Regions from separate parts of the Mus musculus genome. Here all the other regions are linked to region 1. A link is a loop called in an ENCODE intact Hi-C map of the cell type or tissue named here. Cell type or tissue: left cerebral cortex. All regions are shown on one strand. Each heading gives the region's core, and the rest is flanking DNA. Links, peaks and the distances in the headings are about the cores only. Region 1 overlaps Gm30789 (predicted gene, 30789). Region 2 overlaps Cyp7b1 (cytochrome P450, family 7, subfamily b, polypeptide 1). Region 3 overlaps Cyp7b1 (cytochrome P450, family 7, subfamily b, polypeptide 1). Region 4 holds the start of Cyp7b1 (cytochrome P450, family 7, subfamily b, polypeptide 1). Region 5 holds the start of Bhlhe22 (basic helix-loop-helix family, member e22).

Evidence for each region. Hi-C counts contacts between places; a loop is a spot of excess contacts. Peaks named below come from ENCODE experiments on the same cell type or tissue, not always from the same donor. Only the 100,000 strongest peaks of a DNase experiment are listed, where the experiment ranks them.
Region 2: a loop joins it to region 1, with 2.6 times the contacts of the local background. A loop is called at or near these places in 2 of 42 quality-filtered maps.
Region 3: it touches region 1 in a loop (2.6-fold over the local background); 2 of 42 quality-filtered maps call a loop at or near these places.
Region 4: it touches region 1 in a loop (9-fold over the local background); 4 of 42 quality-filtered maps call a loop at or near these places.
Region 5: it touches region 1 in a loop (12-fold over the local background); 11 of 42 quality-filtered maps call a loop at or near these places.

The regions. Positions count from the first base shown.
Region 1 is chr3:18,620,871-18,626,914 of GRCm38, reverse strand. It overlaps Gm30789 (predicted gene, 30789), which reads left to right. Exons shown (of 4, transcript NR_166210.1): 4 at 862-5,377. Among named protein-coding and RNA genes, the nearest start is that of Gm30723, 6.6 kb to the right of the region's middle. In left cerebral cortex, for the core only: a CTCF peak has its summit at 2,915; DNase peaks (open chromatin) are centred at 1,027, 1,464, 2,316 and 2,918; H3K4me3 peaks cover 304 bases; H3K27ac peaks cover 1,706 bases.
Region 2 is chr3:18,162,308-18,168,351 of GRCm38, reverse strand. All of the region lies in intron 1 of Cyp7b1 (cytochrome P450, family 7, subfamily b, polypeptide 1), which reads left to right. Among named protein-coding and RNA genes, the nearest start is that of Gm23686, 12 kb to the left of the region's middle. In left cerebral cortex, for the core only: no CTCF peak of the experiment used is centred there; no DNase peak of the experiment used is centred there.
Region 3 is chr3:18,155,860-18,161,903 of GRCm38, reverse strand. The region is part of intron 1 of Cyp7b1 (cytochrome P450, family 7, subfamily b, polypeptide 1); the gene reads left to right. Among named protein-coding and RNA genes, the nearest start is that of Gm23686, 19 kb to the left of the region's middle. In left cerebral cortex, for the core only: a CTCF peak has its summit at 3,264 (motif pointing right); a DNase peak (open chromatin) is centred at 3,354.
Region 4 is chr3:18,241,655-18,247,698 of GRCm38, reverse strand. It overlaps Cyp7b1 (cytochrome P450, family 7, subfamily b, polypeptide 1), which reads left to right and starts at 4,361. Exons shown (of 6, transcript NM_007825.4): 1 at 4,361-4,611. The coding sequence starts at 4,496. In left cerebral cortex, for the core only: CTCF peaks have their summits at 2,345 (motif pointing left) and 2,943; DNase peaks (open chromatin) are centred at 3,321, 3,938, 4,320, 4,655 and 1 more place; H3K4me3 peaks cover 1,764 bases; H3K27ac peaks cover 1,457 bases.
Region 5 is chr3:18,048,885-18,054,928 of GRCm38, reverse strand. Bhlhe22 (basic helix-loop-helix family, member e22) reads right to left here and starts at 604. Exons shown (of 1, transcript NM_021560.4): 1 at 1-604. The coding sequence starts at 141. In left cerebral cortex, for the core only: a CTCF peak has its summit at 5,167 (motif pointing left); DNase peaks (open chromatin) are centred at 2,258, 3,145, 4,445, 5,143 and 3 more places; H3K4me3 peaks cover 3,651 bases; H3K27ac peaks cover 1,847 bases.

The DNA of each region.
Region 1 (6,044 bases), core at 345-5,344:
AAGGGAGAGAGAAAAGAAATAGAGACCTATGAGAGCAAGGGCAGGAGCTTTTTGCTTATGAGTGAGCTGCGGACCAAGACATGTCCTATATCCTTATATCTTCATGGAGGGGTTGTATGTAAAGGAAAGAAATAGTTTTTTAACTGTATATTCTTTAACTTGTAAAAATAATGTTCAAAAAGCAAGAAGACGGAGAACCCCTTTCTTAGCTGTTCATGTAAACTCTGAGTGGTGTTGGTGCTTGCACACCCTACACTTCCGTCATGTTCTTTGAGACGGGTTCCTGACTGTCTGCTGGCAGTGATGCTTTGAGGTGGAATCTATGCTGGGCTTCAGGGGGCCCCTGCCTATCCCAGATCTCCACCTCTTGCCTCGGTGCCTCTTTCCAGTACTACACCTAGAGGTTTCCAACTCGGGCTCACTGTCACCTGCCTCTGAATCTCTCCCAGAGATTGTGCTGTGACCCAAATGTGAGTAACCCTTCTCCTGAGATTATTTCAGAAAAACAGCTTACAATTTAAAAACGTGTAAGATGAATTAAAAATAACAAACAAATAAAAATCCTCCCTAAATGGAAGCGCACACACAGCACAATGCAATGGAAGCCACATCGCAATCACACAAGAAAGCTGCAAGTCCTGAGGCTTCATTTAAAATAGTGGGTCCCTCCCGAGTTCTCAAAAACTAACATATTAATTCCCAAACAAACTTCTTTGTACCTAATGCTGACAGGCAGACAGGCGGTGGGGGTGGGGCGGGGCCTGTGAGAAGGGGAGCAAGGCCAGGGGACCGCTCTGCTGCACCAGCTTGGGTTCCCGGCCCCGGTGATGGAATTATTGTTTATTTTTTTAATTTTCCAAGGTAGGCCGATGACAGCTGAAGAAGACTGTATTTGCGGAGGAGCAGCATGAGGGTAGAGAGGAGCAGAGCTCCTGAGGGAAACCTAATAGTTCCTCTCCTTCCTGCACGGAGATAAAGACTTATAATCAGCGTCTATGTTCACCATCTGGCTCTGCGCATGTGGTCCGTATGGAGGAGAAAGCCGCACAATCTGTAAGTGATCAGGAGCCATGGCGCTCTCTCCAGAGAATCCACGATGCAATCAAGGTGACAGATGGCACGGCCACTGCTGTGGCCTCATGGAGAAGATCAAAATCACCTTCAATAAACTCTGACTGAAATGGGCATGAGCACCTCGAAAAAGTCAGTTTGTCAGTCAAACTGCGACAGCGCGCTGCACTGGGGAACCACAGCGGCCAGCTCTCTGTTTTCAATCGTTTCCGTCTGACTGGGCCTGAACTATGATCCTTCTCAAATTGTCCTTTCTGTTTAGCTGAAGCAGGCCAGCAAATTGCCAGATTCATTGCTTTATTGAAGAAAATTGAAAACACGATGTCCTCAATTCCGAGGACGCACAGCTGGCAGGTACCCGGGACACCCAAACGCAGGGAGAGTGGACCTGGTTTCTGCAGCCGGAGTTTGCCCAACTTTAGGCGGATATTTTTGAACGCAAATATAAAATGCAAATGTGTACGGGGCAGTGGTTATGTAAACGGTATTAAGTAACCAGTAAGTGTTGTAGAATGGAGACGTGGCTACAAAGAAAGGAAGAAAGGAAGAAAGGAAAGGGGGAAACTCCAGCAGGGAGTTGTCTCTGCGAGTTCAGAGCAGGTTTCTTTCTTGATAGAGCTAGTGTGTTTTCTTTCTGTATCTGTTTACTATGTGGAGGTTCCTTTGGGTTTGAGCACAAGGTTGAAGAAATGCAGAGATACTGTTTTGTTTTGAGCAAATCACAGGGAATCTGCAGGGGTCAGGAAGTTTAAACAAATTTCCGTTTCTCCTAACCCCAGAGGAAAAAAAATTAGAAGCCCCAACCGCTTATAAATGGAGGGAAATGAGGAACAGCTAACCTGCAGTGGGACTCAAATCCACTACCATCTTTTGAGAAGTAAGGACACTGATTTCAGGTCAGGGAGGGCGGGTCCTGATGAGAGCAGGCGCCCCTCTTCCTCCCTCCTGATCCCTTGGCACAGTTCCACTGTTGTTCTTCCTCCCAATCGCCAGGACCGGAGATTGAAAGCAAAACTAGACTTTTCCAATCTTCTTTCTCTAAAGTTTCCAGGATCTGTGTCTGGTCCTGGAGTTTTCTATTACAAGCTGGCTGAGGGAACTTACCCCTTCTAACTTTTCGTCCATTCTCTTTTTAAAAAGTTGTAACCTTCTAGTTAATGTTGCGGGCTTGCTTCATTTAAGATCCAAACCCTGCTCCTGCTTCATCCCCCACAATGTAAACTGTTTGACAGCTGAGAAATACTGAGTCACCCGGCCCTGGATTTCCATGGGAATTCTCTACTCTTATTATAGGTACAATTTGAATGCCAGGATTCTGGTGCAGTGATATAGAAATGCATCTAAAGGGGACTCATCCTTGATTTGTGTATGTGAAATTCAAGAAAACACGGGGAAAAGCTCCTATTTTGAGTGACAGGAAAGTCTTGCTCTTTGGGGGGAAGGACTGTGTTTTCACAGAGTATAAGAGTGGAGCTAACTTACTGCATATCAAAGGGAAGTGTGGTTTGTTAAGAACAAAAGACCCTTTGTGTTTTCTTGTTCTTTAGTAGGTAATACCTACTGAGTGCTGAGTACCCACTATGTGCAGGCTTTGCAGAATTGAGAAGATTCCCAGGGAGAAAATGTAGGTTTTAAAGCCCTCTTCGGGGCACAGAGCTCTCTGCCTGACCTTTCTCCCTTGACCTACCTCCTTGGGCAGTGGGGGGTGTTCTTGCATGACAACAGGGCTGGTGTTAGGCTGGTGGCTGCCTGCTGTTTTTACACAGGAAATGCTGTGTATTTTTTCTGTGGTCTTTGGCTTCCTGGAATAGCGACTGTTTAAAGACACATTCATCAGTGCTGCCACCAGGAGGGGTGGTAGGATGAGTCATCGCTCAGCAGCAGCTCCAGTTACTCAGGGAGAAAGAAATCTTTTGCTTCCTAACGGTGGCAGTTCTGAGTCTTTCTTTAAGAGATGGCCTACTGGACCATGACAGTATGGAAACATACTTCTAAAATGAGGTTTAGTAATTAGAGCTTGGCCCAAACTCAGATATTTATGCTCCAGTCATCTCTAGCATGGAATTTCTCTTGATCTGTGCCAGATACACAGCCATACACCATTAGTGTCCTTTAACTCTAAGTCCCAAACTAAAATCTTGCTTAGAGAAATTTCCTTGAGACAGTTTAAAACTCATGTTCATGAGCAGAGATGTCCTTAAAGTGCTGTATGTACTTGCTATATCCATCCATCCATCTCTGTATCTTCTGTAGGTGAGATTGGCAGGGATGGGATGTGAGGATGTAGAGATTGTCCTGGGATTCACAAGGCAGCACCCATGGAGGGCAACTCTCCATCACAGGGCACTGGCTTTTTGAGTAGATGCATTAATGACATTTTTTATTCATTAATATTTTGTTCTCTGTGTGTGTCTGTGTGTCTCTCTCTCTCTCTCTCTCTCTCTCTCTCTCTGTGTGTGTGTGTGTGTGTGTGTGTGTGTGCATGTGTGTACATTGTCACATATGTGTTCATGGATACAGGCACATACATATCACAATTCAGAGATCAACACTAAATGTTTTCCTCAGTACCCTTTACCTTGTTTGTTTGTTTTCTTTTTTGAGACCCAACATCTTAGTGAACCTGGAGCTTGCTACTTTAACGAGACAGGGTGATAAGCAAGCCCCACAGGATATGCCCCTGTCTCTGCTTCCACATCATTGAGATTAGAGCCATGTACACTTTCACCCTGTTTTATAATGTGCTGAAGAACTAAAGCCAAGTTCTCATGCTTGTCAGTCATGCGCTTTACTTATGATTATTTTGCCAGGTCCAAGAGTTTAAGAGCAGATTCATTGTGAATGAAGAGATTGCATAGAAATTTAAATACAGATAGAAAAGAATAAGTATGTGGTGAGATGTTTCTTATGAATTGAGAGTAGTTTGGTCATTTGTAGGTCACAGATTTCATTAGTTCCTATTACTATTTTTCTTACCACTTTATTGCTTAAAGTTACTGCACTAATTTTAAGAATATTTTCTGCTAACTTTAATAGGTTGGGGGATATGTGTATATGTGCCACATTTCTGTTGCTCTAACTACATACCTTTCAATCAATAACATTTGACTTCTTGGATTCTCTGCTGGTTGTGAGGCTCCTACTTTCCACATGGCAGACAGAAGACCAAGAGAGATGGAGAGTTCAGTGCCACAGGCCTGTTCCCAGTAACGTATTTCCTCTAATAAAGTCTTATTCCTAGGTCTTCCCAAAATAGTACCATCTGCTTATGACCACGCCCCAAATGTGAGTCTTTTTCAGGAAGACAGATCTAAACTGTGACAAACCAAGTCCAAAAGAATACCCATTAAAATAAAATTAAAATGTAAGCAGATAATGGCATTTATAAATTGATAAGCTTATATGCCACAAGTGTTATGTTCTTAAAAGATTCTCTTTTTCTTGTATATAATAATGGAGACATAAATACAAATGGACAAGAGGGAGGTATCTTGCAAATATAGTGTTATTTCTACTTGTTTAACTTATTTCAGAATATTAGACTGAAAAATACCTGTGCAAATGCCATGTACACAAGTCTCGCTGTATCCTCAAAACATTATGCAATCAGAAAAATTTTGAAAGGTAGACTATTGAAGAAAAATAATACAGTCTATCGTTGAATAAAATGAAGGCTCCAACGGATAAGTTTGTATCTGTACATGCTTTTATTCTGTTTATAAACATCAAAAAGAGCCCCCTTTTCTGGTATTCTTCATTTAAAAGGAAAGAAAATAGAACAGAAAACTAATTTTAGCTAATGCCAGAGATCCAAGTTGTAGGCTGGGCTCTAGAAGGACTGGGTGTTTACGAGTCACCTTCCCTTTTGTCAGTTGAGATGATGACATGGTGGTAGAGAGAGCATGGCCATGATAAATATACACCCCTGGACTGGAATCCTCATTTCTGCTCTTACTGCTAAGGAGCAGGACTTAATCAGGCTGAAGAATTCCTTCACAGAATATAGAACATTAATTGTTTTTCTTTTAACTGTTCTCTTTGGAAGGAGACAAGAGGTGCATGAGACCCAGGAAGCATGGGAAATTACAAGGAATTTTGTGAGAAGTGAATAATTACTGGGGGAGGAGAGACCCTCTGGAAGAGTTGCCTTCTTGTTGTGCAGGGAGCTCAGGAGGTGGATGCAGCTGTCATGAGTCCTCACTAGGAATACAGTGAGATTTCTGGTCCTGCATTTACCCATGCTTCTACAAATAATCCCTCATAACTGCTTCTATAAGTTACCCCAATAAACTGATTGGCTCACTAAGCTAGACTTGGGTAGAATCACTTCTTTCGTTTGCTGCTGGTGGTTTGTCTGGGAATAAACAGATGTCTGCACATGTTTTCCCCAAGGGAAGTCATATAACTGGGAATTGAATAAGCACAAACCCAACCAAAGGTCAGCCATAGACGACCAGTTGTATGGGCCCTATGATGAGTGACAATACATATAACGATGCTGAGCTATATGAGGGCAGAGTTTCCATGGGGAGACTACTACAATAGTCATCTTCCTATATGTTTTATAGAGTGTACTTCTTTGCTAAATGTGGTCTTCTATGTGAGCATGGGATGACCTCACCTCAGACAGCTGATAGACTAGAGACTATATTGCAGGCCCTAAAAAATAGGATATATGAAAGAGGATTGTATTCAGGCTTTAGCAACTTGTGGGCCTGGGTACCAGAGGTTTTCCACGGAGACATCTATCCAGGCCTGGTGGGAAGGCCCCAGCGAGGGAAGTGAATGCAGGCAGGGAAACAAAGCCTCTGCCATGCCTTCCAGGTGGCTCAGTAACTCCACTAACTCCGAGCCTGGGTCTTCGAAAAGCCCACAATCCAGTGAGGAAAGGGGCGGCTCTTTGGGAGAGAAGATCTCTTCCCAAGTGTCGCAGCTCTTGGAACAAAAGGGTCAGACAAAGGAATAGTTCTCAC
Region 2 (6,044 bases), core at 666-5,665, 460 kb after region 1:
ATATTAAAAGTTAATTTCTAATTTAAAAGTATATTTAACTGTAATACCATCAATTCTAAATAAGCTTATTAACGCTTTCCTCAAAATATCATAATATTTCAAAGAGAGTGCTTTGTGCCTAACATTTTGACAATTTTTTGGCATGGCCTTTAAAACATCAAATTAGAAAAAATATATATATACATACATATACATACATATACATATATGATACATATGGACATATAGAGAGAATGTATAGGACTGGATAGAGAGAATATATATATGGATAATCTTCTCTGGAGAATACTATTCATTTACTTGCTAGATGATTCCACTCATTTGTTCAATACATATTCATTACAAAAAGTGATATTTTAGGTGCTGAGGGTGAATGTGAGAAATGTCACAATAGCAGTGTTCTGGTACCTGAGTAAGCAGTCACCCAAGGTGAGCTCTAATCATATACTGCATATTCTTGTAACAGTTAAGAAATCCTGGAAGGTGATCATTTCCCAACTGTTTTAAATAGTGAGTTACACTCTCCCCTGGTTCTTGCTGCTTTTACCAACATCATACACCACAAAAGTGACATACAGTCCCCCAAACACATTATCTATATAGTGCTGCTCAACTGGAAGATAATTGCTTATAGGAGCTGGACACGAGTTAGGGTCCCTTGGCTTTCTGCCTAATTCCTAGGTTGTGAACCATCAACCTGTTTGATATGTAATTACTGATTAGGGCCTGGAGAAAAAAATGTTAGATATTCAAATGCAAGTTGCTTAATGGTCCTAATACAGTCCTAAGTAGTTGATCTCTCTTTCTCTCTCTCTCTCTCTCTCTCTCTCTCTCTCTCTCTCTCTCCCTCCCTCCCCCCTCTCTCTGTCTCTCTGTCTCTCTGTCTCTCTGTCTCTCTGTCTCTCTGTCTCTCTGTCTCTCTGTCTCTCTCTCTCTCTCTCTCTCTCTCTCTCACACACACACACACACACACACACACACACACACACAGAGTCCAATCAGTTAACTAGAGGTTTTATGGCATACATACATAAAGTAGATGTTAGTATAAAATGAATATATAATTTGGTTGGGGATTTTATTAAGATGTAATTACTGTAGTTTGGAACACTTGGAGATCAGGGATGTAATGGATCCTCACAGCTATAAGAGGTTAAGATACTGTGTTTCCTTGAGTGAAAGGGCTGAATAAGATACTTTGGTGATACAATGCTGGGACCCTCCTGTTCTTACTACTTGGAATCCTAAGAAGTTTTACCCACTAGATTAACATGTAAAAAAATAGATAAATAAAATAAAAAGACCAAACAAGAACAACAACAACAATAAAAAACAGTTCAGGCCTTCTTAGGATCAATGAAATAAAGTTATGTCTCTCCCTGAAATTTGTCTGTATTCTGGGAAGTACTGTATTGTTAATATTCTTAAGCACTTCTGAAAAGCCCATGTAATATTACACATTAGGAAAGACTTAAATTACTCAGACAAATAGTATCATGTGGATCAAATGGAAGCCACTGAGATCAATCTCTGTACTTTGTAGGCATTAATGATGTATCAGTTTCAATTAATATGCTGAAATGATAGCTTTGGTTAAGTGACTTACAACTTAGCTAAAATCTTTACCAGATCACTCTGGCAAGACAATCAAGATGGCTACAACACAGTCAAGTAGATAAGCTGTTTAGTGTCATGATGTGACGAACTTGAATAAGTTTTATTTCTTAATGTTAAAGATGACCTGAGGATTTCTCCTTCTTTCAAATAGAAGTGTGTCTTTGGGATATAATAAATCACATTTCTATGCAACTTATTATTGGTTATTTCTTAGTTTTTCTCCTGATCAGAAATATAGAAAGAGAAGAAACGGAAACTTGAGCTGTGTTTGATTTGATGAATCTCTAGATCAAATATTGCTCACAATTTTAGCTCAAGAAAACCACTATGAGAAATCAGCAAACAAAAGCACAGAAATTAAAAATGTTACTCAGTATTCTTGCTCATTATCATTCACTTCTTAAGTTTTTGAAAGGTGATGTTGTTCAATCAATAAAATCTTTTTTCCCTCTGAGGAAATAGATTTTGCAATAGTTATTCATGATTACGTAAAGTCTCCAAAGTACATTCTTTTGCTATAAAGAGAAAAACTAGATCAGTTAAAATGATGCCTTGCTGATTATAGTTGTTTACTCTCTTTTTGGACTCAGCTGGTCATCTAGTAGCTGCTTCTGTATCTAGTTTGGGATACTGTTTCCAGGTTTTCAGCCTCTATCTAGCAGAGAGGTGCCAGTCTTGGCTACCTGTGTATCGTTGATTCCTTTCACCTGGTGTTAAAACCAGGATTTCACAGGAGAATGAAACAACAAAGCATAAGCTGGACAGCTTTGTGACACAGCAGAGTGTGTGACTATATAGCTCCCTGTGCTTCTCTTGTGCCGTTACAGTACTCAAGTAAATGAAGATAATTGATCTTAGAAACTGGATTGTTTTCCTTTTGTCAATGGACGCTATTTTGTTCAAAATGCATTCTAACCTTCTGCTTCAGAACAGAATGGGAGTTTAAAAGATGGATGTTTTTGTTGTTGGAAAAATGGGAGGTAAAACTGCTGACCCTTCCCTAGGCTTCCTCCACCCCATCTCTAGACATGGTGACATTGGCACGGACAGGGATTGTCACACAGAAATTTATAGCTTATTCCTGTCTCTTCATAAATTGACTAAAATTTTTGAAAGAAAAAATATATAGGTGTATAAAATAGCTAGTTACAGGTCGTGTTCTATTTAGCCTTGATTGAAACGTATTGCTCCTTAGTATCTTTTAGCAATGAAAATTATAATATGGAAGAGAGATTAGAATGAAATTATCATGGCTAGGAGGCATTTACTCAGTGGTGGCAGCCACATAAACCTGGGTCCTGAGAATGATGATAATGCATTAGGTTCTGCATGCCTGATATTATTGCCACACATTATGTATGTTTCATTTATACTCTTTCGCACACACCAGCAACGCTGACAGATAGGTAATTACTCTCTGCGCCAATGAGCAGTTATCAGCACCACTGCTGTTTATTGCAGAAATGAAGTGCGCGTGTCAGTCAAGGTCACTTGTGTGTATGTCCTCCTTAATAGTTCCTTCACAGTTGTTGAACTTTGCACACAGCTCTTACTGCGAGGTTCCTAGAGGGTACATTGCTGTATTTCTGCTGTAACCAGACTCACTGGTATTTATCACCTTAATTGATAAACAACTAACTCATAGAAAGTAGAACTAAAGATGTGAGAAAACATATTTGGCTAATCAGCTGATCCCAGAAGGCATTTCACAAGGAATGACCTAAAGGAGATGCCGTCAGCACCAGCCCTGTTAGGGGATCACCTGCCAGCAGCTTAAGTAAAAATTTCTAATGAGATTTTATTTTTATAATATTAACTTTAATTTCCACAACTGATGGGTACAGACACAATTTCATAACTATGGCCGACTGAGCATTTAATCCTTAGAGGTGCTGATGTCTGTTCATTTCTTGTGCTGTACACAGCTTATTTTCATTCCTTGTACTTTTGCAATAGACAAAATCCATTTGGCTTGACTTCCAGACAGTCACGTTTATGTTTTAGATATGTGCCATCAGCCCTCCCCTTACTATAAAAATACTATAAGTCTAATGTGACCCTCCTCTTTGTGTTAAAGCACTAGCCTTCTTCCAAAATGAACAGTGCATAGTGCGTTTTTGAGACTTGAAATGAATTCAATGTCCTTGTGTTGATCCCATGCACCCTGTAATTTCATCTGTTACAAAATAAGAGAATGGTTCGTCTTTTTATTTTTGTTTGTTAGCTACAGTGCTTTATTAGACACTGGAATAACCTTTTTAGGGTATAATAATTTATCCAGTCAAGATAACTGGAGCTATTTCCTTAAGCCTGTGATCAGCTTGAGTTTTCGTGTTAGGAGATTTATACTGCCGTTGCTTATTACCAAAGAAACAGTTAAAAGGGATTTATGGCAGTGCACGTTATGTATGTGTCTGGAATTTTTGTGTGTTTAACTTCTCTCCTTTCCTATCTCTGTTTTCCCCCTCCCTTCTCTTAACATTATTGTCAAACAGAGAGACTATCTATACCTACAATTAAATGCAAATTTTATTCAGGCATTTAAGCAGAATCACATTCATTCATTAAACCAAATGATTCCTTTATTTGAAAAAATATATCAGCACATGGCAATGTGACACCCCGCTTACAAGGGACTCCAGTTCTCTGTCAGTGCAGAAGTTTACTATTTCATTATTAAAAGATTAAACTATTGCAAAAGGTGCCTGGTGACTGTGAATGCTTTAGTTAATTTGATTATGCCCATAAAAAAAGAATTTAATTCCATAGCAGCCACCGAATCTTATGCCTGGCAGAGTAGTTGCAATGTATTACAGGCCTGATCTTGTCCTGGGAGAGACTGGATTTGGCATTTGGGTGAGGCTGGGAGGAAGAGATGAGCCATTCAGTTCACCAGTGATCTCAGGTTAACACCATGCCACAACATTTTCAAAACGCTCCGTTTTCTTAGTTCTGAGTTACCAGAATGTTACAAAGAAAGGGTTTTGATCTCATGTAGATAGCATAGCATTAATTACCCTGACACTAATTAAACTGCATCAAACAAATACCACCGTGTTCCTCAGGGGGACAACAGAAGGCAGTTTAAAATAATTACTGGAGCTTCATGCATGTGTGAAGTTTTCATTACTCTTAGGACAGAAGCAAAAGAGATTTGATATCATTAGAATAACCACCCTTTAGTGATTGCAACACCACTACCAAAAACAGCGACTAAAATTTCCTTGGAGCATATTGATGTCTAAATAGGAGTGGCTTCACTTCTTGTGAGTGGTAACTTGTTCTTAAGAATTGGAAGTCTGTGAAGCAAGAACAGGTGTTGCAGTCACATTCTGGTATGACTATGTATTAGCTTATGCTTGTCAGACCATTTCATTAACCACCCACTGCTATCACATATACATATACTTTGTTCTTTCTGAACCATGAAATGAAATGCGTATATCTTCACTAATGCTGGCTATCAATGTAAATGAGGAAAAGGGGCTTATCACCAATCACTGGTGGCCATGAGACCCACACCTCTATGCACTCACAGGTAATAAACATCTTTTTATAAGTAGGAAAGAAAATGCATTCAGCTCTCCTTCCAGGAAGGCTTGGTGATCTTGCCCTAATTTCACAGTCCTAGATGGCACTTTCCTGCAGACTGTACATACACTGCAGTGGGACCATTGTCAAACATGGCTTTCCTCTCTAAGCCAGATGTAGTTGTTATCTTTTAAATACTTTAACCTTCTAGAGGTAAGCAACCTGTCCTGGTCACAGAACATTTTGAGCCAGCTGGCTTCTGTGAGATTGTTGCTGAAAGGGCTGATATCAAAATTTCTCAACCCCGGCTAAAGGAAAGGCCAATGGGATTTTGAAAAGTGACATTGTCATTTTATTAGGGTCAGTTGTAGTGATTACAGGAACTGTCCCTGTGTGCATGCATGTGCACATGCATGTGTGCATGTGTGTGCCTATGTGCATGAGTGTGCATGTCTGGTACACATTCTTTTGATGTCTATTTCCTGTTTAGAAGCTGAGTGAAACCCCAGTATTGTCCTCACTAGGCCACATGTCCTATTTATCTATTGACAGATAAGCAGCAGGAGACAGGTTACCTGGGTTCTAACACCAGGTGCCAGCCTTCCTCTCTCAAAGGAGTTAGAAATTAGAACAGGAAAGCAGTCACTTTGGGGTTCTTTAACACATATTTCATCTGGTGAATGGCTTTGAATGCCATTGGGGGGGGGGGTTTCAGAAAGTTCAGTCCTACATGTTGTAAGCTATTTATCACAGTTTTGGTTTTTTATTTTACTTTCTTCTGAAAGTTATAATTTAAGAAAATTGTGCATCATAAGGGTTTTCCATTTGTTTTTAAATTTTAAATAATAGCAAATATGTTAGGAAACTAATACTGTTTCCTGAATTTTAAATTGCCA
Region 3 (6,044 bases), core at 627-5,626, 470 kb after region 1:
TAGTTTAGAGTCATGAATTTTCTATCTGTTCCATTTTTCCTGGGGCTCCATCAACTCAGACATCCTGATCTGTCATTTTGAAACTCTCTGTGAAAGCCTTGACAGATAGAGGTTTTGACAGGTGCTGGACTCTGGCAGCACTTCCGAATAAGCCGTGTATATTTCTCCAGGTGAAGTGACAAAATGTCTCACAGTGTCAAAGGAGCTGAGCAGGCTTCGGTCACATCTAATATTCTAAAGCAAGCCTCTGTTTATGTTCTGTGTTTCAGCATGGTGGACTGGCTAAAATTGAAAATTCTGTCAGAACTTGATATGAGAGAGCCTTTGCCTAATTTACGAGTGGCCATGACATTGAGAACAGCAGAGCTGATGGAAAAGCCCTTTAAAATTTTAAATCAATGACTGGCGGCAATGATCACTCAGGTCAATAGAGTCCCTAAAACTATAACACACCATTCTGCATTTTCTGTTTAAAAAAATCCGCTTGATACAAAACCACTTTACCATGTTCTCTTTTGAGACCTTGGCTGGGAGTGCCAATAAGAGAAACTGTTGGTTCTAATTCCACCTGGTTATAAGCTCTCATCCTTCAGACATGACATTGCTCGTCCCCCTTTGTGGGCCCAATCAAGGGCCAAGGAATACATATAAACATTGTCTACATCTGGAATTTTGTTGTTCTTTTCACATAATTATTTGAAGTCTGTATTCGCTCAAGAAACAGCTGTTGAAGGTTGAGTGGGATATAAAATGGCACAGCCTGGAGACGCCCTTGTTCACTCAGTCATCTCCCTTCTGATGTGATCCCTGCTGGCAGGGTTGGCCAGTGAATTCAGCTTCTTTGACAGCTATCAGCACCACTGACTAGTGGTTTAGGGTGTCTTAGCGAGCGAGGGAAAGAGTAGGGAAGAATTCCATTAGTTCAGGGTTTTCCCCCTGCTGCTGGAGCAAAGCTTCTGCCAGCAGCCATTGAAATCAACACCATGCTCCTGTGCCCTTCTGACACAAATCACCCCAACATCTGGCTCCACTGTATGCTTCTTTCCGGGTCCTCGCTGGACAGTGCTTGCTGTGAATGCTTTCTCGAACTCTTTTTGATTTGTATGAAAACAAAAGGAAGCTTGTTTTACCCCATGTTTTGGATTTTTTTTTTTTAAATATTATTTCAAAAGAATAGTGGATCTGGTAAAATTCCTTCTTTCCCCCATTTTAATCATTTAAGTGGAACATTTTATATTATATTTGGCAGACAATACACACAAACACACACACACACACACACACACACACACACACACACACACGGATGCCATGTATGTAGAAGCATCTAGCCTGGAAAGCCCAGGCCTGTCTTTCTCGGTCAAACTTTAAAGAGTTAAGAAGAAACACTAACTGTTCTTGGGGTTTTGTGTTTACTCCAGGGTTCAGGTTGCTGTTCTCTCTCTCTCTCTCTCTCTCTCTCTCTCTCTCTCTCTCTCTCTCTCTCTCTCTTGACTTGCAAATCAACAGCAGCAAGGGCAGAAATGTCATGCATCTTCTTTCATCCAGGTTGGAAAATACAGGGCAGTTTGGGAATGTTGCATAATGTCAGGATATGTGTTAGAAAATATAATAAACCACCTTCACTCAGTTGGTAGCAGGAGTCAGACAGACAGCCTATCTTCGTGAGATGGCAAAGTATCCCTAGATATTGTTAGCTCATCTCCTCTGCCCTTTGTCCTCCAGGGTGGAGTTCAGATTCAACCAATAGGAATGCTTCTTCTGCTCCTGGCACCATCTTACAGGATGGGCAGACACAGACAAGGGCCCATCTCAGAGCTCAGCATCTAGATTGATAAGAAGGGAAATAAAAAGGTTTTAGGTTATAAAACTTCAAATTTCTGAATGTGTTTGGTATTCTCTAGGTATTGCCAATGCACAGTAGTGCTTATAGGTGAGTTTAACTTCAGTTACTCATAGGTATGATTGTAACAGAATTTTCACTTTACTACAAACCAGATGCCAAATCTTTAAGCGAAGATGTTAGACCATCACATTCTCCGGTACCTACCCCAGAACCTGCCATGCAGAGCCTGTTCCTACAGGGAAGCTGTGACTATCTTCTGTATCTACTATTCTACAAAACAATTGGCAAGTTTCTTTTATTTTCCTCTCCCTCAAAGAAACTGAAGCTGTAGATGAAACAGCCTTTTTCCCAGTGTGATATAACTCTGAGTAACTAAAACAAAAATTTATTTTATAGCATTTGTCACACATTTCAAAGCACTTTTACTAATCTGGTTCATTTTTCTCTTTACTCAACCTCATAAGTGATACGTGTACAACAAACAAGGAGTGGCTGAGCTCTCAAGTCCACAGTAACTGGGAGAGACTTAAGACCAGAATTCCACTAGCATTTAGGTAGTTTCTAATTTTAACTTCCATTTTCATGTTGTAAAATAAATCTCTCGGAGATGGGTCAATGCGCCCACAAATACTTCTCTGGGTGTTCTGAACAATAAACAAAATGCTAAAGTCTATAAATCTGAAAAGAATAGAGGCTTTACACTTGCGGTTTAGACAGTCACAGATCAAGCTTCATCTTGAATAAACAGGAGGAAGGTGGCAATGGGGAGGCCCTCCTGGGAGCAGCTAAAGAGGCTGCAGCTTAGGGAACCGGCTTCTCCTGGTCTTTTTCTCTGTCTCTCTGACTTGGAGCTAGTCATTTGAGTTCTGTGGGTCTCAGTGTTTTGTTGTTCAGCTGAAAAGGGATTGAAAATTAGATGGTAAAAATAATCTATATGCATTTGCCACCTTTTTCTTTGCAGTTAAAAATTTTCACATAATATCGCTTTTAACCAGGCTAAATATTTATTATGTTAAATGAAGTGTTCCTTGCAATCATTAGATTGTAGCTCCTGTAGAAGAGCCACGTAACTTGCTTTGGAAAGCATCGATTTGTGCAAACAGCCACTAGTCATGCCTCCATTAATGAAATAGATAGTGGATCTTCTTTTTTTAAATATGTATCACTCTTTTATTATCATACTCAGACTATCAGAATTATAACTTTCATTTACTGTATACTTTTTCATAAGTTAAGGATACAATCTAAATTTTGCATCTTAATATTTATAATTGTCTTATTTAGAGAGCTTTAAAAATACTCATTTTTTTTCCTTTAGAAAACATCCTAGTTAGAGAAATAAATATATAAATAAATAAATCACCCTTTTGGTTAAAAGAGAGTTTACATTTATTTCTTTAACCACTAGAGGGAGTCTTCATTGTCAAGAGAGCCAGAAACCCAAGGGAAAAGGACTTTGGCTGTTTGAGAGCCATCAGTGACATATCCATTGTCTGTCCTCGACATCATGTGCAGACAGGGTAACGATGCTTAATTATATCAGGCACGTTATTTTTTGAAAAGAAATTTAGCGACATGGTTTTGTTGTTGTTATTGTTGTTCTCTTCAAATATGTACAACTTTCAAAGGATGATACAAACTTATAAAACACTGCCTTAAAATTAGGACTCCACAAAGAGAGACAAAAAGAGGGAAATTAGTGCTACCTGCTCACTCAGTTTTAGAACTGGCATGTCATATGGAAACAGAAACCTTCCTGCACCCTGCGGAACAGGCAGCAGCTGTGCCTCCTGCATCCTGACCTGCGCTAGCATCATCCTCAACCCTCAGGGATTTCCAGGGTGAGAGGGTAATCGGGTCTCATGTCTGGTCAGTCCTCGGCCCCTCTTCGGAGACTGTCGAACAAGTGGCTTTGTGCGTGTATGGTCACGGAGCCCGTTTATAAATGAGAAGCCCGACGGAAAACACCTGTTCGGTTCACCTCAGCATCGAGGAAGCAGGGAGCAGTAGGGTCGGCCATTCCTGCCTCGAGGTGCCTGGCTCCAGCCTGAAGTTTAACAACAAACAGCTCGCATGTTAGATTTCTACATTCTTGGTTGCCTGTAAAGTCTTGCCTTACTCATACATTAGGTTTCATTCACTTCTGGATTGTTTTTTATTCACCTTGATCTTGGAAATCAGCCAGAGCGGCATGAAGCAATGAGGGATCAAAAACTCACATTAGCAACTACAGAAACATACAGAAATTTAACTTTTATGTTTGCATTTAGATGGTGGTTTCTTTGAAATTCTAGAAGGCTATTCTGTTATTCCGAAGTAAAACTTCACTCAGCAGGCCTGGTGGTAAAGTCTAGTACAGTGCTTCCCAAACTGCCTGACGTAATTAATCAGTTCTCTTATTGCTTTTCCAATTTACTAGAGATCAATTTTTTCTTAAATTACAATAAAATTAAATGAGTAGAAAAGTGAAATAAAAAGCACTTGAAATACTATCTAATGTTATTATATTATCCAACATAAAACTATTCTTGAGTTGCTGTGAGAGCTTCTATGCACATGCCCGTCCGTCCTGAGTCTCACTGTGGACAGCACAGGATGCATAGTTGTGATCGGGACCTTCGCAGTCTGGCAAAGGCTTTTGTTTCACTACAATGACACTGAGGTGATGCAGGGTGATCGGAAGATCAGTGTTTTGAGTATTCCTAAATCTCAGACTTCTCACGTGTTGAAGACTCCACAGCAACAGACAGCCACGCCTGATCTCACGCCTCTGGTGGCATCAGAACATGTTTTGTTTACATTCACTTTTGGACTCTGCCTATAAAGTGCACATGAAACTTGGGGGAACCTCATTCATATGTGAATATTTTAATACCTGAAAGAAATCCTAAACCTTTTTGCCAATTTGGATAAAGGATCAGTAACTCATTTTGCTTTGCAAAATAACAAAACTTTACTAGAACCCCCTCCATATAGTTTGTGCCAGAGTCTATTTGTTGTGGGAAATATTGAAAAAGCCGGCACCGTCTCGCGCTATACCCACTTACTCTCTGCTCTGACAGGCTAGCCTCGTTTTGCCACCTATTTTACAGTTTTCTTGCTCTGTGGATTCTGCTCTCATTCCCAGCCACTCACCCTCTGTGGGCAGTGGTCCCGAATCCCAGGAACCCAGTAAAATCAAAACGCTAGAGGCTTGGGATTTAGAAGTCAGATTTATATCAGTAAATTCTCAATTCACAAGATGCCCACACAATAATTTCAGAGCCAATTGACAATGATACAAGCTGCCCACCTATATTAGAAAAGTTATCCCAATTATTCTATCCTTTATGATTCATAGCTACCTGTGGCTATTTAAAGCCACGCAAAATCTGGACTATCTTCCTCTTGCTCCATCTTGATTCCTTCTTTTCTTCTGTCTCTGTCTCTGAAACTCTTACCTCCACCTCCCTTTTCCCTGTCCACTCACAAGCTTCTTGTATTAATATTTAAATTAATGGGACAGGGAAAACTATGCTACATCTATTTAATAAAAATAAGGTTTCAAATGTTTGACTCTGAGTATATAATTGAGGGTTTTCATATCCTCTGGTGATATTTTATCCACATTATACTATAAAATGTTGTTTTACTTTATTTTTTAAATGAGTTTGGGGTAAAAATGAAAGAGATTTTTCATACTCATGAGATATTAAGTAGGAAAAAATCCAGACAGCGTAGTAAAATGATATACTGAACATGTTGCTTTACTTTTCTTTGTTTTCAATTGCTCCTTTGAAATAGAGGTGACAGTGACTTGATCTTCCAACACCCAGATACGATCTATCTACAGTGGTCTGAGAGTCAGGAGGCCAAGTGATATAACGCTTTTCCACTTACTGACACATGCTTAAGTGATGCCTTGTAGACCTCACTTTGCTTCAATTAGGAACACATTGATCTCTCTGCCTTCATCAAAGGGTTGGTCACCAGTTAGATGACACTAGTGAGTAGACCTTAGAGACGACAGGCATGTGACACTCTCTCTCAGAAATGTGGATATGTGCATGACTCTTGGAGTGACATTGATTTTTCTTGAATTCTCTTGAAGTAAGTATTCTAAGTAATCGATTTCATATACATCTTTGGTCCTTTATACTTCATCTCCATTCCATTTCTAATTTTAATTTTGGGATTATTTTCATTCTTGTTTTGAAAG
Region 4 (6,044 bases), core at 539-5,538, 380 kb after region 1:
GTTGACATTTCTTTATGTGATCCTTCAGATTTCCCCTCAGTGGTCATTTCCTTAGCTCCAGAATAGAACACCATTTAAAATAAAACACAATTTAAAAGCTAAGAGAAATATGATATTTGAAGACAAAAATCTAGTAGAAGAGGAGATTCAGAAAGACTAAACTGTGCTATAGATAAACAATCGATCCTACATGCATATTATCCAGGAGGACTAGATACATAAAATGTTGAGTATTCTCTGAGTAGTATCTGTGAAATTTGTCAGAATTAAAACAAGACCATTCTTTGTCAAATTCTAAATAAAATAATGCATACTTCTATGTCATGTTGACAACAACTAGAATCATTTGGGAAGATGTAATTCAATTAAAATTGAATTCAATTGGAAGGCCACAGACTAGCCTGTGGGCAAGCCTATGGTATTTTTTCTTGATTGATGATTAATGTGGACGGCCCAGATGACTGTGGACAGTGGCACCCCTGAGCACCTGGTCCTTGGATCTATAAGAAAGTAGACTGAGCAAGCCATATGGCCAGTAAGCAGCACCCTCTATGACATCTGCATCAGCTCCTGCCAACAGGTTCCTGCTCTGCCTTGATTTCTGACCTGTCGTCACTCAGTGATGGACTGTTATATAGAAGTGGAAGTGAAAGTTGCTTTTGGTAGTGGTATTTTATCATTGCAATTGAAATTTGAACTTAAATATAAATTTAGGGAATTTCTGCAGGAGGGTAGAATTCTAACATACCTCCCAGTAGTTGTGTGAGCTTTACAAAGTTCTTGGAGAATTGTTGCTCCATAACAGGAACAGCTCACAAAAGCCTCTAACTCTCAGAAACACACATACACACAAAGTATAGGTATACAATGTTGTGAACTTGGCATGACATCTCCTTTGTTTTCAATCACTGTAGCTAAAGATTATTGTTCACAGCACTGTATTTAATTCTCTGCATAGGCCACTGACATGTGGACTCATCTTGCAATGCTCTGATATTCTACAATAAACTTAATTATCTTTTCAGAGTCTTTGTACATTATTTTGGTCAATTAACACTTTTCCGAGCATCAGTTCAGCCCAATCTCAAGAAAATATTTTCGACCTAAAAATGTTCCACCGGTGAACAGAGGTGGCCAGGGAGCCGGATGGAAGTGAGTGGTTGTTACTGAGTAACACATGCAGGTAGAAATGCATACTCTTCTCAGAAATCCAGGTTTGGAGAATAATCGAACTGTTGAAATTCCGGTGTCCGCTGGGGACAGAGAGTACGAGTCTCAGGACTTGGCATGGAAAGTTGGGTCAGATCACAAGAATGAATTGTTAGTCGGGATTGTGAATCTATAAACCAGAGTATTCAAACCTCAACTGTGCACAATCAATGCCAAACTGTTAGACAAGAAATAAAAGCTCACCAAGGCTTCCCTTCCTTTGGAGACAATGGGACCCATCTGTTCCACCATTTTAAAAAGCTGTTTCAAAATAATACATTCAGATCTTACCTACAATTGTACTTTATATTCAAAACAGAGGTTTAAATTGAACTACACTCGATATTGGTTGTGTACCTTTGCCTGTCCATCAGTCTTTTACCTGTTATATCATTGATTTATTTAAAGACAAGAATTCAGTTTGTTTGTCTTGAACTCATAACCTTTCCTCTCCCTCAACTCTTCCTAGTTCCTCCTCCCTCATCTCCCTCTCAGGATTTACTCCTACTCTATGTCTCTTCAGAAAAGAAAAGGCTTCCTGGGATATCTACAAAACACTACAACAAGTTAGAATAAGGGTAGACACAACCCTCATATCAAGGTTGGACAAGACAACCAGTAGGAGGAAAAGGGTTCCAAGAGCAGGCAAGAGTGAGAGACAGCCCTCACCCTCACTATTAGGACTCCTTCAAGAGCAACAAGCTAACAACCATAACCTATATGCAGAGAACCTAAATCATACCTGTACAGCCTTTGTGTACAGCTTTGTGTACAGCTTTGGTCTCTGTGAGCCCCTATGAACCCTGCTTAGTTGGTTCTGTGGACCATGTTCTCCTGGTGTCCTTGACCCCTCTAGCTCCTACTATCCTTCCCCACTTTCTTCTTCAGAGTTACCTGAGCTTTATCTAATGTTTGAGCATGAATCGAAGCATCTGCTCCCATCAGTTGTTGCTGGAGATAACCTCTCTGTTGATGATTGGGCTAGGCACTGAGTATAGCAGACATCACTAGGATTTTTTTTTTTTTTTTTTTTTTTGCTAGTCACGTCTGGTTCTAGCCTTGGTCTCTGGGCTATCCTGAACATCCAGGCAGTAGAGCAGAGGATGTAGGCTCCCTCTTGTGGTGTGGACCTTAAATTGTACTAATCGTGGTTGGCCACTCCCATAAGTTCTGTGCCACCATTACCCAATACTTCTTTCAGGCAGTAGAGGTTGCTGGTCATGGGTTGAAGGATTTGTGGCTGAGTTGATATATTAGTCCCACCACTTGAAACCTTATCTGGTTACGAAAGAGGGCCAGTTCTGGTCCATATTCTTTATTACTAGGAATCTTTGCTAGGGTCACCCTTAGAGATTCCTGTATGTTTCCATTGTACTACGTTTTCACATCAACCCCGAATCTGTCATAAACCAAACCCCTACTATATCATTTGCTTTGGGGAATGAGCAAAAGATTGGAACCATATGGACCCATTATTAAATTCTCTCATTGTTACTCCACAATCACATATCAACTAGTTTCTTTTCTTTTATCTACTACTAATATCTGTTCACTTCATCTCATAGTCTTTGAAAAGAAGACATTTTATTTTATTTTTTAAATGCTTTTTTTAAAGATTTATTTATTTATTATATGTAAGTACACTGTAGCTGTCTTCAGACGCACCAGAAGAGGGCATCAGATCTCATTATGGGTGGTTGTGAGCCACCATGTGGTTGCTGGGATTTGAACTCTGGACCTTCTGAAGAGCAGTCGGGTGCTCTTACCCACTGAGCCATCTCACCAGCCCTTATTTTTTTTTTTTTTGTTTTTTTGTTTTTTTACAGATCCAACAAACCACATATCATCCATGGCTTACACTTAAGAATGCCATCTTATAGTAAAGACCAGCTGAGTTTATTTCTTTATGATTCAATGTCTATTTCCTAAGAATTGGGCTATGTGTAACCTGCAACCTTAACTACAAATGGCTCTGCACTGCTTCTTCCAGAAAATGGCAGTCATGCCTTTCTTTCAAAAGCTATCTTGCTATGACCATCTTGTTATATTCTGCTCAGTAACTCCCATTCAGAAACCCCCTACCACTGGGTATAAAAACCTTGTCTTCCATATGTCCAATGCTGACCTCTTGGATCCCAACCTTAGGAGGAAGGAGCCCATGAAAACAAATAAAAACAGCTTGCTTTATTTTATGCAGGTCAGTGGTCTCTTCCGCAAGCCTTTGGTGTTAACACTTCTCATTGCACATGGAGTATTCATCACTTTCTTTCTGAGACTGAGACAGGGTAAAAACAGATCTGTGTGAAATGGTAAGTGGCACAGAGACCAGATTTGAAGTTGTTAGCAGTAACTGTTCGGGGATAGGTGAGGGTGGGAACTGTATCCTGTCCAGTGCATAAGATAGAGGTTTTGGAGTAGGATTTAATTAGATGCGTAAATATTTATCAACTAAGTCTACAAGACAACTTGAATATGGGTAATCAGGAAAAAAGGTGTGTGTAGGATGGGGGCTCTCCTGTGAAGTTAGCATCAGGTCTCTCTCTTCCTCAGCCACTTTCACTTTCTCTATTAAGGCAGGGCGCCTGTCCTCATGTTTCAGGTGTATCTGCTGAGTCATTACCGCAGCTCCCATGAGAAGATACTTTTCGAATGTCTTCCTTCTCTGCCTGTACAGTGTGCTGTACACTACGGACGTGGACTTGGTGTCATAGCTTGGTGTTACCTGTGGCTTCTTTCTGTGCTGTGCGTCGGCAGTTAAGACCCTGCCTTCTGCCTCTGGTGTGAACCTTTGCATATATTATGCCCTCAACCTCAATCTAAGCACAGTGGACACTGGTGGTGAAGGTGATGGGGAGCACAAACTGCAGTATCTGCCAGCTGTTTAGGATGACCTGTGCCACAGGGCCACTTTCTAAGGCTAGTGGGTGGGGAGAGCAGGGAGTCAGGCAGGGTCTCTTCTGCGAGCTCACTGCTGACTGACTCAAAAACACCCCCCCGCCCCCCAACCCCCAGGCTTCTGTGGCTCCATCTGGGGAAATCCTAATCCTTTCCCTCTTCCTTGGCAGGGTTCCTGTCACCGGAGCGGAGCGGAGCGGGAGGCGGTGCGAGGCGGAACGCTTGGGTCAGGGGGAGGCGGGGGGGAGGGGACTCCACTAACTTTGTAGTTCAGCTTTGGGGGCCGCTGTGACATTCTGCTCTGTGCAGCGGGCAGGCCACAGCCTCTGGTCTAGAAGAGAGGGCACTGTGCAGAAGCCATCGCTCCCTACAGAGCCGCCAGCTCGTCGGGATGCAGGGAGCCACGACCCTAGATGCCGCCTCGCCAGGGCCTCTCGCCCTCCTAGGCCTTCTCTTTGCCGCCACCTTACTGCTCTCGGCCCTGTTCCTCCTTACCCGGCGCACCAGGTAAGCGCCTGGCTGGCCACGCATGCGTGGGATCGCGGCCACGCGACCTCGTGGACACCCGAGTCCGGCAGGGATGGCGGGTGCAGGAAAACCTTGCTGCAGGACACTGGCATCTGCTGCAGCCAGTGGATGTCCTAATAAAGACTTCTTTCACCCTCCACACACTCACACACGGGCTACAGTTGAGAGGCCCGAATGGAGTTGCACCACGCAGGCTGTAGCTATTCAGGTTTGCATTAAGCATCAAGTATGGCCTTTTCGTGGGCCCATGGATATGTTGCAGCTCAGAGTTCCCTCTATTTCAGGAAGAAAATTTTCTTGAATTTCATTTAGCTCAAAGAGAAATGTTTTAAGAAAATGCAGGTGCAGGATATAGGTGCTGCTCTGTGCCTCAGTTTACCTGATTTTCCTTACTAGGAAAAAATAGAAACAACAGTATTTGCTATCACAAGTTTTCGTGAGGAGCAAAGGTGATAATAGTTATGTCTTCGCCCTGTTATTTTTCTCAGGACAACAGTAACAACAGCAAAACTCAGAAGGGCTTAAGTATCCTGCTTGAAATATGGATGTAGAGAAATACAACTAAAATTGTTCACTTCAAATTTATTTTCTTTTCCCACCAGTGTCTTATTTTTTTCCTACACTGTTTTCATGTTTTTTGTAAACCAAGCAGATTGATTTGCGGAAAATAGTAATTACAATTTAAATATCTGTCAGTATTTACTTGGATCAGTGAGCGTCATAACTTCTCTGGTTTTAGGGACAATGACACAATTGTACTGCACACACATATCTGCACACTTCTGAAATGTCAACTGAAAAATACTCAAGATAATAGCATTTCCACTTTCTCACATTGAGCTTTGAGAGAACTTTCCAGAGCTTTCCTGTCCCTCTTCTGCAGTCTTCAGCACAGGAGGGGATTGGATCTTTAACTTCAGCTCATGTGATTCTACACAGGCTCCAGCTTCTCCCCATGCCAGTTAAGTTGCACTTCCAGATTTGCAGACAGGAAGGTGATTTGTTTCAGTCTCCATTTACATGCAGGGCAGGAATCGATGGACCTAACTAGTTCATTCTAGACCATTGAGGGTAATCAAGTCAGATTGTGAAACTCAGGATAATGTCTCGGGGAGGTAGAAAGGCAAGGTAGGCTTTCCACAAGAAGCTCTTTGAATAAGCCAGTTTTTTTCTGTTCACTAAATAGTATTTGCTGAAATGTTCATGCCATCAGTTGTCAATTCCTTCATACCAGAAAGACTCCAATACAGGTCTATAGGGAACTGCATCCCATAGCAGCTGATATACACTGTCATGCACTATGGAAAGATAAGAGGATGTTCTAGCTCAGAGAGGCCTATGTGACTAATGAGAGAGGCCCATGTGACTAATGGCTTCTGTTTTCTGTACCTGGACAATTTATCACTGTAGGA
Region 5 (6,044 bases), core at 370-5,369, 570 kb after region 1:
CGCCAGGGACAGGTCCATGCCCGGGGGTGTGGAGCGAAAAGCCGCCTCCAGGCGCTTGGCGGCGGAGGTGCCCAGGCTCTTGTGCAGGAAGAGGTCGTCTTCGCTCGCGGCCGCCGCACCGAGGTGCAACCCGCGTTCCATCGTCCGGGCCAGCCGCCACCTGGGCTGGAGAGTCAGGCGGCCGCACAGACGCGCGCCGGCGGGGTTCCGGAGCTGCTGCGTGCGTCGGTCCCCACGCTGCCCGCAGCCCTGTCCCCTTCTTTTTCTTTTTCGCCTTCCCCCGCGCTCGCCGCCTCCTCTTCTTCTTCTTCTTCGTCTCCAGCCGACGGTGCTGGCTGCTAAGGCTCACCATGGGCCGCGGCCCCTCATGGTGGGAGGCTGGTCTCGGAGGGAGCGGGGCTGCCGCCGCTACCGCCTCTGAGTCCAATCCCGCGCCTGCTCTACGCACCGTTTATCTTGCTTGGATTCACCTTCAAGAGATTTCCGGACCCATCAACCAGCCGCCGCCACAGACGGGGGAGTCTTTTACATCATTATCTCTGAGTAGGTTATTATGAAGAAGACTCGCCTGTTGGGACAGCGCTTTCTACCCAATCAGGTTAACGTTTTAATTAATAGGATTAAAACGGTAACAAACAATCGCAAGCGCTATCTGGCCGCGAGTCTGAATAGTTTCATTTCCCAGGTCTGAAGACAGGCAGCAGCCAGAGCTTTATAAAAGGCGCCTGCTCCATTATTCTGCCTGCCATCTGTATACACAGCTTAGCGCATATGTTTGCAAGGCGCTGGGTCCTGTTAGTAACCCAACAACTGCCTTTAGCTTGACATGTGTGGCGACTTTCACTCATCAATGAGCACACTAAAAGCCCTACTTAGAGCCGAGGATGTTCTTTGCTCCTTCAGCAAATTGTATATCCGCGGTAAAGACTGGGAGTCCAGTGGAAAGCCCCCGCCCCCACTGAGCACCCCCCACACACTACCCTTCACTGGGCCACTACTGTCTCAGCTTGCTTAGTTACCCTCATAGGAGAGAATTCTATATCTCCCTGTTAATAGCATGTCTGCATTTATAGATGGAACCTGGGGGCTGGGGGTAGGGGTGAGGTCCCTGCTGGCTTGTCTCGAATTTACCCTAGATTTTCAGCTAGTATGTCAGCAATGCAAGAGCCAACCCAGATTTTCTCCGCACCACTTTTCCCACAGCCCTCCACTGTCCATTTCCTATATAGATGGAAAAAAAATCAAACAATTAAAGAAAGCAACAAAATGATGACCAAGTTGCTTACATAGCCCGTTTGATTTAAAACTCGGAGGGGGCGGAGTGGGGGAGGCCTTTGCCGAGTCCCCCACGCTGTTAAGTTGGTGGTGAGAGAAGCTCACTGCTTCGTGGACAGAAAGAAAAGAAAAACTAGTCTCAAACTTTCCTCAAGATTAAATCCAGTTGCTTCGCAAGAGGGAACATTCAGAGTGGAATCTTCTCACACACCAAGTGGGGGCATTCGTGCATTTAGCTGCTCTGAAGACGTTTGGGGACATCTGGATCCGTCTGGGCTGTTCCTGCAGGGTTAGTTCAGGGCAGAATTGTGGAAACAAGAGCTGTCTGGATGGAGATAGTACACGTGGTCCTCGTGCTTCTGAGTCCAGTTTCTCGAAGCACACGATATTTAGTGGCTAGTTTTCATCCTTATAAGTAAAAACCGTATTCCCTCTTATCTGGCAGAATTACTGAAGGCTGTGCAGTTTGGGGTTTCTCTGGTTTCATTAAAAAACCTTTTAATTGTGGCTTTCAGAGTTGGCCCCAGGTGTTGGACTCTTTTCATTATATTTTGCTCTAATGTGATGAAATTCTAATTCTCTCCTTACCATATGGTTAAATTTCCCCACTGAGAATTAGTTGAAAAGGGAGAAATAATCTATTAATCTCTGTAATAGATTCACAAATGAGGTTCATCTCAGAACCTGTTTTTGAATGGTAATATCAGAACAGTTGGGCACCTTATTTCATACAGGAAACGTGAGGGCGACACAGAAATGTCTACATTGTCACCTGGAAAGGATGGAAAGGAACCTTGGTTCTACCCTTGCAGAATGGAAAAGTCATCTGTAACTGGTGTTCCTTCGGCTGAATCGGAACCCGCAAACGGACTGCTGGAAGCTGTATTGCTTGAGATCCTGCGGTTAACAGAAGGCCTGCCAATGTGTATAGCTGTGGACCATAGCCGCTTTGGTGCGGGGCGGTGCCTCTTTTGCGCTCTGGGCTCGCCGCCTCCTCTCTCCCTCCTCTGTTCCTCGCAGCTGTTAGCCTGTCCCTTTAGGAAGCTAAAGACACAGACGCGCTAGTGTTGTTGTTTGTCAATTAGCAGCTTTGTTTTCAGAGGGATCATAAAGGAAGGGTCTCTATAAACTTAGGCTAATGAGAGGCTCCTATCAGGCTACTAACACAAGATTGGAGGCTAGCACCATGGGGATTCTGCACAGACTGGCTAAAAGTCTTCATTAAAGTCTAACTTCGTTTGCCGGTGTGTGTTTTTCTTGTGCTCTCTAACTTTCCTTAAGATGCCTGAATTCCTTCGGGTTCTGGAGAAGGTATTTAAAAGGCACACGGTGTAGCAAATACCAGCTTGATAGGCGCTCTAACTGGCTCCGAGTATCTTCCAGGGTAACATCCAGGAGGAGATTTTACAAAACATGATGGCATGAGGCATCCCGGTTTCCCTTGTCCCACCTCTGATGCCTTCCAATCATCCAAAGCTCCACAACAGTTTTGCTCAACTTGATTCCCCTAGGTATTAACCAGCCACCTCTTCTGAGCTTGGGGGAAATCCCACAGCCTCCCCGAAGGAGTTGGTTGTTTGATAGTAGCGGAAAGTTGTGCTGGGGAAATGGCCAGAGAATTTATGGAAGCTTTAAACGCGGGTCTTATAACCACCTTCGGGGAATGGTCTTCCAGGTTTATGCACTCGTAAACTTTTGCTGATTGCTTCTGGGAAGTTGTCAGGCACTTAACACTGCATTTATCTTACAGGGCAATGAAAACACATCTGCCCGACGTCTCGTTACCTGGTTTAATCATCACTAACCCGAGTCACTGCCTCAACTTCCTTTCACTTTGGGTAGAATCAGACTGCCACTGCCGGGGTTCCGGCTCAGAGAAGGGTGACGTCCGCAGCTCCCTCAATATCTGTTGGCCACAGGAACTTTAGAAATCTTAAACTTTGATCTTGCAGAAGTTGCTAGAATCAGGGCCAGGGCTGCTGACGCAATAGGCACGTTCCAAAATAGAAGAGAAAGTCCAAACCAGAACTTTCTCCTGTAGAGTGAGGTTGGGGAAATCAACCAGGGCTCTAACACCTGACCTGAAGCATCTATAGGAAAACTCTATCTTGCACAGTTTTTTTTCAAAGAAAGAGGTTTGGGAAACCAGAGACACAAGGGACGGGTCTTTTAGAAAGCGCCAGAGGCAAGGTGGGACAAGTAGGACCACCCAGGGAAAACAGTTCCTGGGTACCCCTGTGTTTAGACTGGCGCAGTGAAGCTCCTTGGCATCAGGAAAGGTACATTTTCGGCTAAGTGTTGGATACCAAATGTATACATATCAAAGAGCTCTCATAAAGATGAACAAATTTTATTATTATGGGAGGAAACACTCTGAAAGCCTTCAATAGAGGCTAAAATAGTCAGCAAGCACCACTGCATTGGAATTAGAGGGTGGAGTTGCAGCCCCAAGTAATGTGTAGGTCAAACTTATATTTATTAGAGATCATTCTATGCTCGGATTTGGAAATAGCTCAAGCAGAATCATGATAGAACTCACTCTACCTTTAAAGTGAGATGCTAAAAATTTCGTTGTGGTATTTCTGCATCTCTGATAACTTTATGACTTGTCTAAATTAAGCAGCCAGGAGAAGTCTGGCTCTGGCTGTCTGAGTGTTTCAATTTCTCTATTTCAGAACACTTTGAAAAATAAAAACAAACTAGAGGGGGAAAAAACGTAAACTTTAACTTGAAGCCGCTCTGGGGGAAAAATTAAATCTGTAAGAGCTGTGGGAAGAATGTGACAGACTTGGAAAGTGTGCTTTTCCCTGTCCTCCCACTGGCTCTGAAGGTCCTGTCTGTCAGCAACCACTGAGCCCCCAGGGATCAGCTCTGAGGAACTGCTCCTGAACTGCCAAGTACAATGCGATGAAGTCGGCATCCCAGTCCCTCTAGGCCAAGGGGCTCCTGGCAGTGGTCCTCCAGCCCGAGGATGAGGCACCTTGACCTTGAAGCTGCATTTACTTCCTCTAACCTGCAGTGTTTCTTGTAGCTTGGGGTGGCTGAACAACGTCTGCCGCCCCCTGGTCCTTTGAGATCTCAGTAACACAGAGCCACATTCATTCAGTTCCCAGGGTAAGTTTCTCAGCATCCTTTTGCTTGCTTCCTCTCAAGAACTTGGAGAGACTGGGTCTGCGAATGCCTATCGGATTGAAGAGATTCCCTCCGGAAGAAGAAGGAACCAGGCAGTGGTTCGAGATGAAACAGTTCTGGCAGCCCTCCAAAGTCTCAACCCAGTTCCCCAAATTCCGATCTGGAATTGTTGGGGTCTGCTCCAAACTTCACCTACCTACCTAGTTCCTCTTAATCGATTCCAACAAAGGGCATCGTTCCTCACTAATCTGGAAGTAGTTTAAGTTCGAATAGATGCTGGACAGAAACCTTCAGCCTCCAAAAGCAGCCTTTCCAGGATCCATTCAAACCGGTTCAAGCACGTTGTGGGGACGTTTCCAATTTTCAAGGTTAAGCAGTCTGTGTAATAAGAGAATATTATGGTGCCTAGTTATCACTGGTAACACCTAGAGGACGACCTAAGCTTCATGGCTGAAATAAATAGAAAGGTAGCGGAGAGAGTTCATGAAGAATTCCCTGTCCTCTTTCTTTAGACATACAATGTGGATGTATTCTCCTGGGAACGGTAACTATAGACTTCTTTGTCCTGTTATAGGAGTCTCTCCCCTGAACATTATCTTCATAACATTGGAAAACATTCTGGAACATGTTTAAAATAGTTCGAACAAAAGTGGTGGATATTTTGGGGGGTTGTCCAGAAATAAGAAAACTAAAGATTTAACGGGGCTTTGGGATCCTTAGCTCTGCTATTTAAAACCTGCAGCGCCATCTCCTGACAAAAACGAGAATATCGTGGTGTATGATAGCATTTGAATACCAAAGCCTGAAATATCCAGGTACCAGAGACCCATTTTATTTTATGCCTCAAAAGTCATTTCAATGATAGCTTGGTTATGATTAAAAGCGTTATCTAGACATCTATGTCCATTAAATACTTCTAGTCATGATTCCCAAAACTAATCATTTGTAAAGAGAAGTTTGTGTTCTAGTTTTACATATACATCATTTTATACACTCAGATGTAGTTCTCTGGTGATTTATAATACATTTTATTTAGTAAATTGAATAAAAAATGTCTTCATAGAAATTAAATCACATGTTAATTTGTAAGTAAAACTGAACAATTTCATGCAAAGGATGCTGTAATCTTAAGTACTGTCAAGAATGAACACTTCGGTTAATATTTAGCTGTTCAGTTACTATTCAGATGATTTATCACAGTGTTGCAAAATGTGACTATTGTCGTCAAGAAGCAGCCCTCCACCCCCTGCTTTGAGGTATGTTGACTAGCACCTCTGGTGGAAAAAGAGTAGGAGTAGAGGTGATATTTCCAGACATGTTTGCATCCTCATAACAAACATCAGCAGGTAATCCAGCCGCATCACCTCAGAGACCTTCACGTTCTCTAGGCAACAGTTTCCTCACCATACAGTCCTGCAGAACAGCCAATCTAGGCTTTGCTCCTGAAATGTCATCTAGGGTAACACGTGTCCAGAAAAGCTTACTAGGATTGGCCATTCTTAACAGTTGGCATTTTTGAAGTGTATTTTTAAGAAAGCTCACTTTTTATTAATAAATCAAAAACTGGTAAAGTCCAAAGATAGGGCTGGGGTAGATAGCTGATGGAGTAACAAAGTGCTTGATTAACATGTCCAAAG